Regions from separate parts of the Homo sapiens genome. Here region 2 is linked to region 1. The links are chromatin contacts, found by Hi-C or POLR2A ChIA-PET in ENCODE. All regions are on one chromosome and are shown on one strand. The core of a region is the stretch at or near the end of the contact, and the rest is flanking DNA. Distances in the headings are between cores, read along the strand shown. Region 1 overlaps DIRC3-AS1 (DIRC3 antisense RNA 1). Region 2 overlaps DIRC3 (disrupted in renal carcinoma 3).

Region 1 (6,312 bases), core at 2,018-4,517:
GGAAATTTTCCATTCTCAGTTTGTATCTACCCTACATATCCACATGTAAGGGAACATGTGTTTAAAGATGACAGAGACCCTGGAGCACATTCAGACCACTGGTGTTAGGAACCTTGCATTATACCTCCATTTGCATAATGATACCTTGCTAGGACACAGTGACTTCTGTTTACTTCACATAGATTATCTCATTCAATGGGCTGATAGTTTTAATCTGACTGGTTTGGTTTTCATTACAAAGGGAAAGATCACAAAGCCATTTGGTGTAAAAAGGCAGAATCCTTCCAGATCTTTTGTTCCCTCCACATGGTTCCAAGCCCATGCTTAAATGCAGGGTGGAGTAATGATACCAGACACTGCAACCCAGAGCCCCAGCAAGGGATCACTATGTTGTAGTATTTGGAAATCACTGGTGATATACACTCATCCCAAACCTGACCCCAACCTCCTCCTTCTAACCAGGTAGGTAGTCCAATTTAATCTCTCATAACATTCATGATCAAAATGAAAATGTATATACTTTTGTCCCTAAGCTAAAGAGCTCACTTAAGAGATTCATAATACAGGCCGGGTGTGGTGGCTCACGCCTGTAATCCCAGCAATTTGGGATGCCGAGGCAGGCAGATCACCTGAGGTCAGGAGTTTGAGAACAGCCTGGCCAACATGGTGAAACCTCGTCTCTACTAAACATACAAAAATTAGCTGGGCATGGTGGTGGCGCATGCCTGTAATCCCAGCTACTTGGGAGGCTGAGATAGGAGAATCGCTTGAACCTGGGAGGCAGAATTTGCAGGGAGCTGAGGTAGCACCACTGCACTCTAGCCTGGGCAACATAGCAAGATTCTGTCTCAAAAAAAAAAAAAAAAAAAAAAAAAAAAGAGAGAGAGAGATTCATGATATATAGTCCTAGAATTTGGAATTAATCTGATTGAACAGTTTCCAAATACTGATCCACATGCTGCAAGTGCAATTTCTTCTTTCTTTTGCATTCTTCCTTGCTTCCTCCCTCTGTTCTCCAGTAACTATTCACCTCTTCCCTTTCTTGCCTTGCTTCTTCTCTTCATTCCTGTCATTCATATTATGGAATATAGTTTTCTGGGCCACAGCATGATTTGAAACATGGGAGGGTGATCCACTTGCCCACCTAGCACAGTGTCTCTTTCACAGGATTCTTTTTACAAACAATTATTTGGCCTTTGTTTGAAGAGTCCAGTGCTCCTAGGTTTTTAAAGGAGCCCATTCTACTTGATATTTTTAGTAGTTACATAGTTTTCCAGTTTTTAATATTAACAAATTGGCAAAAGCAAGCAGGCTATTCTGTGTGAGACTCATCTGCCAAGTAACCTCAGTATGTCACTTTCCAGGAGCAAATAGTTCATGCATCTCCCACTCCCAAGTAATGATTCTCTGATTTTAAAAACCACAAGGGCTCAATGTCTGAGACTACTGCTAAGGGTTTTAGTATGCATTTTGCATTTCAATAAACTAATAGGAAGTAGGCTCCAAATTGGATGTGGTATGCAAGAGAGGGCAAGTTTTGAAGTTCTAAGAGCAAGACAGTTGGCAGCTGTTCTCTGAAGTTCTCTGCTTCATCTCAGAAAGGGCTTTTGGATGGCCTGTGACCATACAATTCCACCAGATGATCTGCTCACTGGCCTGCAAACAACCTGGCCTCTCCATCCTCAATATTTAGCTCCTGCTATTCCCTGTGCCTACAACTTTCCAGAACTTTTCCTGTATTATTCATCTGGGCTTCCGCCTTATATTAGAATTGTCAGGCCTCTGAGCCCAAGCCTGCACGTATGCATCCAAATGGCCTGAGGCAATCGAAAACAACAAAAGAAGTGAAACAGCCAGCTCCTGTCTTAACTGATTGACCAACCTTAAGACATTCCATTATGACTTGTTCCTGCCCTGCCCCAACTGATCAATCGATCGACCTCATGACATTCTTCTTCTGGACAATGAGTCTTTTATGATCTCCGCACCATGTGCCTTGTGACCCCCCTCCTCCGCCAGCAATAGATAACCACCTTTTACTGTAATTTTCCATTACCCACCCAACTCCTATAAAGCAATCCCTTCCCCACTCCTTCACGGACTCTCTTTTCGGACTCAGCCCACTTGCACCCGAGTGAAATAAACAGCCTTGTTGCTCACACAAAGCCTGTTGGTGGTCTCTTCACATGGATGTGCTTGACAAGAATATCAATATTTTTGCCTTCACTTCCTGCTCAACTTCATAGCAATACTAAATTGTTATCAATATGAAAGCAAGAACTACATGTGACTTATTTTTTAAAAATCTTCATCCAATTTCCAACACAGTGCCTTGGGTTCAAAATGGGCTTTCAGGGCGGGGCACGGTGTCTCATGTCTGTAATCCTGGCACTTTGGGAGGCTGAGGTGAGAAGATCTCTTGAGGCCAGGAGTTTGAGACCCACCTGGGCAACATAGCAAGACCCTGTCTCTACAAATAATTTTTTAAAAAAATACCCACACACCTGTAGTTTTATATACTTGGGAGCCTGAGAAAGGAGGATTGATTGAGCCCAGGAGTTGGAGGCTGCAGTGAGCTATGATCACATCACTGAATTCCAGCCTGGGTAACAGAGCAAGTCCCTGTCTCTTAAAATAAAAATAAATGGGCTTGCAGTACCAGAAAAAAAAGGGCCATTACAGTTTGTGACCTAATTCATTCAAAGGGGAGGTCACTCACAATAGGAATTTCACACAAAAGAAGGAAGCACCCCATCACACATTGTAATTGAAAACTGTGGCTCAAGAATCAGCTGGACAGTTTGCCCTTCTAAAGCAGAAATGTTTAGGCAAAGAGGACAAGCTGATTAAAGAGGCAAAGAGGACAAGCTGACTGAAGAGGCAAAGAGGACAAGCTGATTGAAGAGGCAAAGAGGACTGCTGAGGAGTGATGGAGGAGGAAGATATGTAGGAACTTCCCTGAAGCCCTTATGTCACTGACTTGCCAATAAATTGGTTTAAACAACAATAACAACAACAACAAAAGCAACATGTCCAGGCCTAAATCTGATCCTTCCCTCAGACAGACAGTCACAGCAGCATGTAGGCTGGGAGGCCCATTCTGTGCCCTCTGGTATGACCTTAGAGGGCAGGATCAGCAATGAAATCCTGGCTAGAGGAAACAAAGACCATGTGTAAACAGTTCACCTCCACTCCTGAACTACAACACTGTTTGACATAGTTTAAGAGTGACGTTGACCTTCTTCTGCTGGCTCTGGAGCTAGCCAGGAAAAACAGCAAGAAAGGAATGAGAGGAATGAGAGTTAGCAGGTTACTGGTCTGCAAGATGTCCTCAGGGGGGTTTGGGGTTGGTGCAATGGTGAGGGCAGCCAGGGAAGTTCCTAGGCCTATTGTCTTCTGCCAGTGCCCCTGCTAATCGCTGAGAAAACTCCCCTGAGCCACATGCAACGATGAAGTAGGTAACAAATCATCCACATCTCTGCATAAGGCAGTTTTGCCACTGAAGGTGTTATTTTTTTACAGTTGTCTAGTTTAATATCTCTTTGGTAATGACGGATGTGCAAGGAGTGGCAGGAAACTTTACCTAATGGTGGCAGGACAGGGTGAGTGTGTGTGTGTGTGTGTGTGTGTGTGTGTGTACATATCCACCACCCCCAACACATGGGCCCCTCGAGAGCTTCCTCACCTCTCATTCTCCTTTTCAGAAAGTTCTAGACCTGTGAATAGCACATTATGCTATGTTGCTTTATTGTATCACTGTCTATAATGACATAATTCACATACTAGCTAAATCTTTTAGTAATTCAGGATAAGCCTTTTTCTCCCTAAATAGTTGTTAACATCTGGAAGGCTTTACAGCCTTTTCCAGATCTTTTGTGCCCTTTCATGCATGGCATAGTTCTGGGCATATGGGGACTACTCAGCGGATATTTGTGAATAGGCTCATTAAGCAACTTTATTACCTGATATTGATAGAATTCTATAATTTTCACTACACTATGACGTTGAAATGAATCCTAAGGGCTTATAGCCAAATCGGGAGAGACTGTGCACAGCAGTCCACTTCTTATGGCATTCTGTGTGTGCGTATAAGTGGACACACCAGGCCGCGCTGTTGAGTAGATGCGCAGGGGTGGCTGGATGGACTGCCTGGTGACTTTTTCCTTAAGCACTCAACCGAATTGTCTAACTCCTAAGTGGGTGATGAGGCAGGAGAACAGTGTCTGGAGGCAGGGAACCTAAGGCTGTTTCACGCTGACTTCCTAGAACTAACTTGAAAACCCTAACTTTCCACGCCTAAGTAACAAAAGGACCAGAGGCTACTCCCTTTGACCTTTTCTGCCGGGCAGATGAGAAATTGGCTGTCCACCACAAATCAGACTGATTGCAGGTCTAGTCTTTTTTCGCATAGAAATATAACTTTGTAACTTCACCTTAGCCTCTGATTGGTTGTTTTTTGCAACCAATCGGATGTTTGCACAGGAGTGTGACCTTTGTAACTTCATTTCAGTCTCTGGTTGGCTGCTTTCTGCAGCCAATCAGAGTGATTGCCGGCTACCGCTTCATTTACTTCAGGTGAGCATGAAGTGGCCAATGGGAAACTTCTAGGGGGTATTTGGACCCAAGAAGATTTCTGTGTCTGGGCCCTTGAGCCACTGCATGGGTCCGCTTCCACACTGTGGAGTGTACTTTCGTTTTCGATAAATCCCTGCTTTCGTTCTTTTGTTGCTTCATTCTTTCTTTGCTTTGCTGGGCATTTTGTCCAGTTCTTTGTTTAAAATGCCAAGAACCTGGACAAGTTGAAGTCACAACCCTCTACCGGTGACAGTGGCATATGTTTAATGTAAACACAATGTTAATAAGAACTAACATTTATTGAGCACTTATTATGTGCCAGACACATCCCAGGCTCTTTCCATTAATTAAATCCTTGCCACAAACCCTGTTGTTATCCCTGTGTTAGAGAGAAGAAAGGCTGCCCAGCCCCTGACTTCTTGTGAGGTGCATGCCTGTCTTTGAACCCAGGGAGCCTGGATACCGAGCCCCAGCTTTTAATCCCTGAGCTGTTGAAGAAAAATACATTTGTTCATGTTCGTATGTTATCTCTTGATCTGTCTCGAATAGATATGAAAAAAAATTTTTTTTATTTTGTTGTGCTCTCTGACCATAGTGTCAAGCAAGTATAGGGCCAATGTTGGGCACCGGCTTGGGATGTAGAGCTGTTGTTCAGCAGCTTGAATCTATGCACACAGAAAGCATGCTCAGAAAGGAACATATTACCCATTAAAGATGAAATGAGGCTAATGGACTGCTTTTGGGAAAAGATGAAATGTGGTCACAATGAAAGAATAGGGGCATGACCATAATTAATGAAGTAATAATCACTTTTGAGCTTAAATAAGACCTAGTTCTTTGATTACAAGTGCTACCATTTGAAGAGAGCTGGCAGGGCCCCTTGGCCTGTGGTCAATATTAGTAAAACTGTTTCATCTTAATGTTGCAGTTATGCTTGATCAATTTATCTGCCATTTCCAAAGAACTTATGAGGTTTTCTTCTTCCTGTCTTTGTGCTTTCAATTGGTTTTAATCAGAGGCGAGATGCTGATTCAGCTTCTAGTTTGAATTTATTCAGCTGGTGCAAAGATTCCGTGACAGGATTGCATTTACATTTTTATCACTGTCTCTTAAACCTGAATAATTTATCCTGTTCTTGCCAACCCTCCCCCAGTCATCGTACAAAACCAGAAAGGAGTTCTTGCTTTTATAATCAAACTTATTTTGGATGTGCCTGGGTTTTGTCATGGACTTCTGACACCCTCTCTTTTTCATCAGGGCGAAGTTTACAGGAAAGCATTTTCTTTTCTTCCTGCTGATTAATTCAGCTTAGATTTGTCAGAGGTTTATTTGTATGGACTCCTTGTCAAAGCATGTGGATTCTACAACAAATTAACTGGTTATTAAATTAAAGATTTCTGGTTAAGAATCTGTTGTGTACCATGGAGTCTTCTTTCCTGGACAATTTCACTATTTAAATGTGGGAATGATTGTCTTGATATAACCAACAAATTATGTTCATGGAAAGAAATGTTTCCCGTCATACCAATAACTGAGATGTTACTGGTTATATATACATATACATGCTCAGGCATACACTGGTGTATCAGACCTGAATAAAATTATTCCATCTCTTTGTCTGTTAAGAAAAAACAGAAATGAATAAATGCATGTCCATGCACATGCACAGCTATTCAAGTCAAGGCATTTTAGTGTAGGATGTTAGAAATACATGAGTGTTTCCTCGAACTGGAAAAA
Region 2 (6,312 bases), core at 1,773-4,272, 420 kb before region 1:
TCTCAGTCTCTGTTCCTCTCAGTCTCCCTCTCAGCATGTCTCTGTATGTGTCTCTCAGTGTCTCTCTGCATCACTCTCTGTGTCTCTCTCTCTATGTCTGTGTGTCTCTCTTGATGTGTGTCTCTCTTGCTCTGTTTCTCTCTCGGTCTCTCTCTCTCTCTTCCCCTCCCCTCCCTCTCTAATTTCATGGGACTTGTCTCAGTGTGAGGAAAGCATCTAATTAGTCTTAGAGGTCCTCCTGTCCAGAATTTCTAAAGCCGTGCTCATGACAAATGTCCCAGGCTTGAACGGGACATTTGAGAAACTCTGGGCCAAGAGGAGCAGCACAGAGCCACCCAGAGGATGGCTCTATAAAATGGGGTTACAATAGTGCCTTACCCAGAGGATTTGAGATAAACCACTTAGAACAGAATTCATGTGTGGAGGCCAATACAAAACATCACCAAAGTTAAGCTGCTTTCCCTCTCCTCTTCACTGTAGGGTGCTCAAAGCCTCTACTATGCTAAGGAGAACAGAGAGCTCCAAGAGGGTTGGTAGAGTTGCAGCATTTCCCAGGATTATTTGTCCAGTGAAACCTCTTGCCATGGAGCATCTAGTGGGGTCAGAGTTCCTCAAATCATAGTTGGGAAATATTGCTAATCCAAGCCCCTTATTACAAAGGGAAGTGGAAGCCTCCCTCCCCAAGTCCCTAGAGCCAACTGGGGCACACGGTCAGGAGGCTGGGCTCCTGCTGGGGGAGCAGCTGAACTTGGCTCCAGGATAGCACCCACGGGCCTCCTGTGGTGCTCCCAGGAGCCTTGGCAGTGTCCCTCTAGGGAGTGTCAAAAGCCCTGGGAGGCATGGGGTGTGCGCACCTTGTAAAAATGACCCTGCTGTGGATGCCGGGGCTTGCGCCCACAAAGATGGGTTGCCAGAAGCCCGTGAGAGTGGATGTTGGGGGAAGGGGTGGCTAGACCCTCCCTTCCTTGTGTTTCTGTAGGTGAATCCTCTCGGCTTCAGGGAAGGACTGATAGGGCTCTCAGAATTATGTACCCTCCTGGCCCCCAGTCTGGAATCTGGAAGCTGGACTCTCTCCCTCCTAGGTCTGTATCGTAATCTTTTTGGTGTTGATCTGTAGGAAAGATGATGCCTGCTCCCCACCCCCTCTTAAATTCCTCTTCAGCCTTCTTTGGAAGGTCCTGGTAATACTCTAGCTGCCATCACCTCAGTTGTAACTTCTGAATACCATTAACCCCCTCTCCTGGCAGCTATGACCTGGTTAGAGTCTTATTAGGTTCCCAAGGGTAATGAGGTTATCACCATTTTTTTGCCCCTTTTCTTCTCCCAGAATAGCGGGTCTTCTAAAGATGCTGTTCTCGGCTGGGCGCGGTGGCTCACGCCTGTAATCCCAGCACTTTGGGAGGCCGAGATGGGCGGATCATGAGGTTAGGAGATCGAGACCATCCTGGCTAACACAGTGAAACCCCGTCTCTACTAAAAATACAAAAAATTGGCCGGGCGTGGTGGTGGGCGCCTGTAGTCCCAGCTACTCGGGAGGCTGAGGCAGGAGCATGGTGTGAACCTGGGAGGCGGAGCTTGCAGTGAGCCGAGATCGCACCACTGCACTCCAGCCTGGGACAGAGCGAGACTCCGTCTCAGAAAAAAAAAAAAAAAAAAAAAAGTTGCTGTTCTCTTCTTTGCTGCTGCTGCTTTTTCTTCTACTACTACTACTACTACTTTTCTTCTTCTTCTTCTTCTTCTTCTTCTTCTTCTTCTTCTTCTTCTTCTTCTTCTTCTTCTTCTCCTCCTTCTTCTTCTTCCTCCTCCTCCTCTTCCTCCTTCTCCTCTTCCTCTTCTTTTTCTTTCTCCTCCTCCCCCCCTCTTCTTCCTCCTCCTCCTCCTTCTCCTCCTTCTCTTCTTCTTTCTTCTCTCTTCTTGACAGAGTCTTGTTCTGTCGCTTAGGCTGGAGTACAATGGCATGATCATAGCTCACTGCAGCCTCAAACTCCTGACCTCTAATGATCCTCCTGCCTTGACCTCCCAAATTGCTGGGATTACAGGTGTGAGCTACTGCCTTCTTAGCTTCTGTTTCTGGGTCACTATAGCTTAGAGCTGGTTTGCTTCAGAACTAGCCCCTGTTGTTGACTTCAAAACTCTTCTAACCAGGGAAAAAGAAACCTGGTGAGGGAGGATATAATTCTCCTATAGTCCATCTTCCAAAGGGGTGGAGTTCCACTGCCCCAGTGTCAGATATCCACTTAGATTTCTGTAGCAGCCCTTCTTTGTCTTGACCAAATGTGCTGACTTGCAGGGTGCTCTCTGTGCCTGACTGGGAGAGCGACTCCCTTCTCATCGCAGCCTGTCCTCTTCACTCACGTGGGGTCTCAGCCCAATGGAGAGGGTGGCTGGGTGCTAGTGATAGCCCAAAATTAGGTCTGGAGGGCCCCCAGCATAATGAAGGGGCCTAAGAATGCCCAGACTCTGGTGAAGCTGGCAGGTAGGGCAGGCTGGTACGAGCCTCCACTCACCTGTGAGCTGGTATCTGCCTAGTTGCTTGGTCTAGGAGAATGGATGACTCTCATTTTGAGTGCTTTTTGGGGGCAAAAGAAGGGAGGTAGGCTATTTCTTATTGTCTATGCCAGGGCCATAGGAACCTGAGGGGCCAGGCCATACAGAATAGTTCCTTGTATGGGAGGTAAGAGGCAATGGTACCATGGCATTGCAGGTCCCTGTCCCTGTCCCACCTTCAGAGCCCTTGGGAGTTCTTTGGCTGCTCTGTGACTCAGGGGTCCTGAAGGCCCAGGCTGGCTCTGCCCCATGTTCTGGGTGGTTATGCACCAGAACCACCGCACATATGTCAGATCTGCTCCTATGGCAAGGGCCAGGCCTTTGCCCTGTGGAGGCTGCAGGGCACACACAGTCCTGTTTACCACCCATATGTCCTTTCCGGAGTGGATGCCAGCAGCCTGCGGAGGCTGTGGGATCTCACTGGAAAGCCAGGGCTGGGTCCAGGAAAGTTGATTTTCCTCTCCTGAGATGCCTGCATGGGCCTCAGGCCAAGCTCTGCTGAGGGCTGGCGACTGACTGGGAAATGTTCAGCTCCCCTGTCATTGTGGACTCCAGTGGCAGCCTCTGGGGAGGAGAAAATCTGCATGGAGGGCAGTGCAGGCTCGCCTTGCTGATGAGACAGAACAAAAGGGAGGGGGGTGGGTTACTGGAGAGGGGACAGAGGATGTTCCTCAGGGGTAAAAGTGCTGACTAGTGAATCTGACCCAGGAAGAGGAGGAGGCAGCAGGAAGGGGGAAGGAAAAGCAGTGGAGATATTGGAGGAGCCAAAGGGGGCACAATTGTTCCTCCCCCGAAGGGGAAACCATGGGGAGCAACAGCTGGAACAGGAGTGGAGCTTGGAGGGAGACAATAATGGAGCTCGATGCTTTGAGATTCAAGATGGCAGTACCAGAAAGGTTGACTCCACTTGGTAAGTGGAGAGGCCTCAGGACAGGCAGAGGAAATTCTCTTTTTGGAGTTTGACTCCATGTCTTGTGGGCTTTCACTGAAGTGCAAACCCATGAGGGCAGAGATTCCTCTCTGTTTTGTTCATTGCTTCAACCCCAGTGCATAAAATAGAAGCCAGCACAGATTAGATTCTTAAAAAAAAGTTTGTTGAATGATAAATAGTTTGAACACAGGGATATAAGAAAAGGAACATTATATCTTAGGGCAAGAGCTAAAAGTCTCTTTCAGATCTACTCTGGGGCCCTAGAAATGCTTGACAAGGAGTAGTTTGGGGAATATTTAGGATCATCCCACTGCAGGGAGCAAACTGAGGGAGACTTTTAACTAGGGGAGAGGCAGGCAAGGTAGACTGTGCTGGGGGTGATCCAGGCCAGAAGACAAGGGATAGGAGGTCTTGGCCAAGGTGAGTGGATAGAGGAACAGGGTATGGAGTCAGGTGTCACACCGGGTGGGCTTAGCCTGCCTTCTGAGGCTCTGGAGAAGGTGATCTTCAGGAGTTTAGGTGGCCCGGGGATGTCTGTACCCCAGCAGCAGGGCCTCAGAGCAAATCAGGAACAAGAGCAAGACAAGGGGGCTGGGCATTTGGAGTTGGGTCTCAAAGCAGATTACCAAGACAGGGCCTCAGGATGGGCCCAAGGCAGGAGGAGGCCAGTGACCATGCACGTAGGCCTCGGGGCCTCAGGGCTGCAAGGCCAAAGGGAGCTGTGTCCCAAGGTGGGGGATGAAACTCCTTTCTTTGGCTTCCTGTAAGGATTCACACTGGGATTTGTGACCTGGTGAGCTGCAGGTGGAGGTCTGGGGGACCTGTGACTCTATGGTAGGAACAGGAGAGCCTCAGACATTGGGAAGCAGACAGGGTCCTCACATTGGGCACATCAGCAGCAGGCATGGCGTGAACAGACACAAAATAAAGAAGTTAGCTGAGTGGACAAGAAAGGCCAAGGAGGGTGACCGTGGAGGTCACAGGCAAAACGGAGGCCTTTGTGTGATGTGAGAAGCAGGCTCTCTTTTCTCTGTGGGACAGACTTGGATTTCTGTGCTCAGCGCAGAACCAGTGCACAATCTTTCCAGGGATGAATAGTCCTTTCTGTGTGACAGAGAGTGCCACCTGCATCAGAGAGTGGCTGGGGAAAGAGATGAAAGAAAGAGGTGACTTGGAGATAATTGCAGACATGGAGTATTGAACACTTGCAGGAGGAAGCAGGCAGATGTCGTGTTATACTAGGAAAAGAAAGTAAATTTCCTAAGGCCACAAGCATGTTGGTGGCACAGCTGGTCAAGACTTAGGTGGGATGTGCTCTCTGCCACCCCCCACTGCCTCCCAGGGGCCCACGCAGAAGTTTGGAGAAAAAGAGTCCCTGAAAGGTGGCTGAAGTCAGTGAATAAATAAATTAATGGAAAGGGAATGTGTTTTCTGACCCCGATTTCAGGGAGGGCAGCTGGGGAGAAGGCCAGGGGTTTGTACTCAGGAAATGCAGCCTCCAGAAGCCGGGCAAATCTGAGCCTTTCCCCGGCATCTGAGGAAGCCATGGATAAAGTCATCCATCATTTTCTCAGTGGTGTGGAGAGCTCTGGCAGTCCCAGAGTGAGGCAGGAAGCCCCACTTCATGGCACTTCCAGAGGGGTCTGATATTTGTTTATGCGAGACATGGTCCAGCTAAGAGTGACTTGATGATTCAGCATCTCCAGGGTGGGTGAGGTGGGAGGAGGCCAGCCTGGAGGGTGGGTCCTTTTCTGTTGGCCAGTCCCTGACTCTTGGAACTCTCCCTGCAATATCTGAGAGAGCAGGAGCACTTAATTATTCATTCCACAAACACTTCCTGGAAACTGACCTTGTGCCACGCATGGGCTAGGAGCTGAGCAAAGAATGGTGAGCAATGGCAGGTGTGGTCTCTGCTCATGTGGAGCTTTGTGTCCAGTGGGAGAGAGAGGGTTACTCAAATAATCACAGACTGGGATGTGCGTTCTAAGGAGATTTTGAAGTCAGGGAGGATTTCTTTGCACAATAACACCTGTGTTGAGATAGGAAAGGCGATTAGACTCTTTCTAGGTGAGGTAAGGTGGTGTGAGGGAAGACATGAGTTTTCCTCTAGGGGAGCAGCATGGGCTAAGGCCCTGTGGCAGATAGAAGCATGGTGTGTTTGACAAAAATCTGAAGAGCAGGGAGACTTATCAGGAGGTGGCTGGATACTTGGGCCAAGGGCCCAGGTTGTGCGGAGTGAGAGGAAGGCTTTATCTTCATCCTAAGGAGCAATGGGAAACCTTTGAGGGCTTTTAAACGATGGTAGTGGAGGGTGGATGTTTAACATAATTAAATATGCACTTTGCAAAGCTCCCTTTGGCTGCTCTATGGACAACATATTTGAGAACAGAGTGGATTTAAGGAGACCAAATAGGAGGCTGTGTAAGTCATCTAGGTGAAGGATGACAATTGCTGAGACCTGTGCAGATGGACAGAGGTGCAAATTTGAGAAATACGATAGCAAGTATTTATTTAGTATTTACTATGTGCCAGGCACTGTCCTGTGGGTTTTACATGGTGTATTTAATCCTCACAATATGGTAGATACTATTCTCCTCATTTAAAGATGAGGAAACAGGCATGTGGAGGTTTAGTAATTGGTTGAGCCAGGGTTCAGTCTGGGAGCCCATATTCTTTTTAAAATTTATTTATAAATTTCTTTTAGTAGAGACAGGGTCTCACTATGTTGCCCAGGCTGGTCTTGAACTCCTGGTCTCAAGCAGTCCTCCTGCCTTGACCTCTCAAAGTGCTGAGATTACAGGTGTGAGTCACTGCACCCGGCCAGGAAGCCCATA

The links. Hi-C counts contacts between places; a loop is a spot of excess contacts on that map. ChIA-PET counts read pairs that join two places held with the same protein, here RNA polymerase II (POLR2A).
Region 2: a loop to region 1 is called in a map of gastrocnemius medialis, with 2.8 times the contacts of the local background. The contact joins two enhancer-like sites. A Hi-C loop is called at or near these places in 1 of 168 maps with a recorded cell type or tissue (gastrocnemius medialis). POLR2A ChIA-PET finds 5 or more read pairs at or near these places in 1 of 52 experiments (AG04450).

Annotation. Positions count from the first base shown.
Region 1 is chr2:217,328,671-217,334,982 of GRCh38, reverse strand. All of the region lies in intron 4 of DIRC3-AS1 (DIRC3 antisense RNA 1), which reads right to left. The region is part of intron 8 of DIRC3 (disrupted in renal carcinoma 3); the gene reads left to right. Among named protein-coding and RNA genes, the nearest start is that of DIRC3-AS1, 49 kb to the right of the region's middle. RefSeq lists enhancers at 1-619, 3,003-3,297. Within about 2 kb of position 3,267, at least 8 of the 41 ENCODE cell types and tissues checked have a DNase peak (open chromatin) inside an H3K27ac peak, as active enhancers do.
Region 2 is chr2:217,745,890-217,752,201 of GRCh38, reverse strand. The region is part of intron 2 of DIRC3 (disrupted in renal carcinoma 3); the gene reads left to right. Among named protein-coding and RNA genes, the nearest start is that of DIRC3, 41 kb to the left of the region's middle. Within about 2 kb of position 3,022, at least 2 of the 41 ENCODE cell types and tissues checked have a DNase peak (open chromatin) inside an H3K27ac peak, as active enhancers do.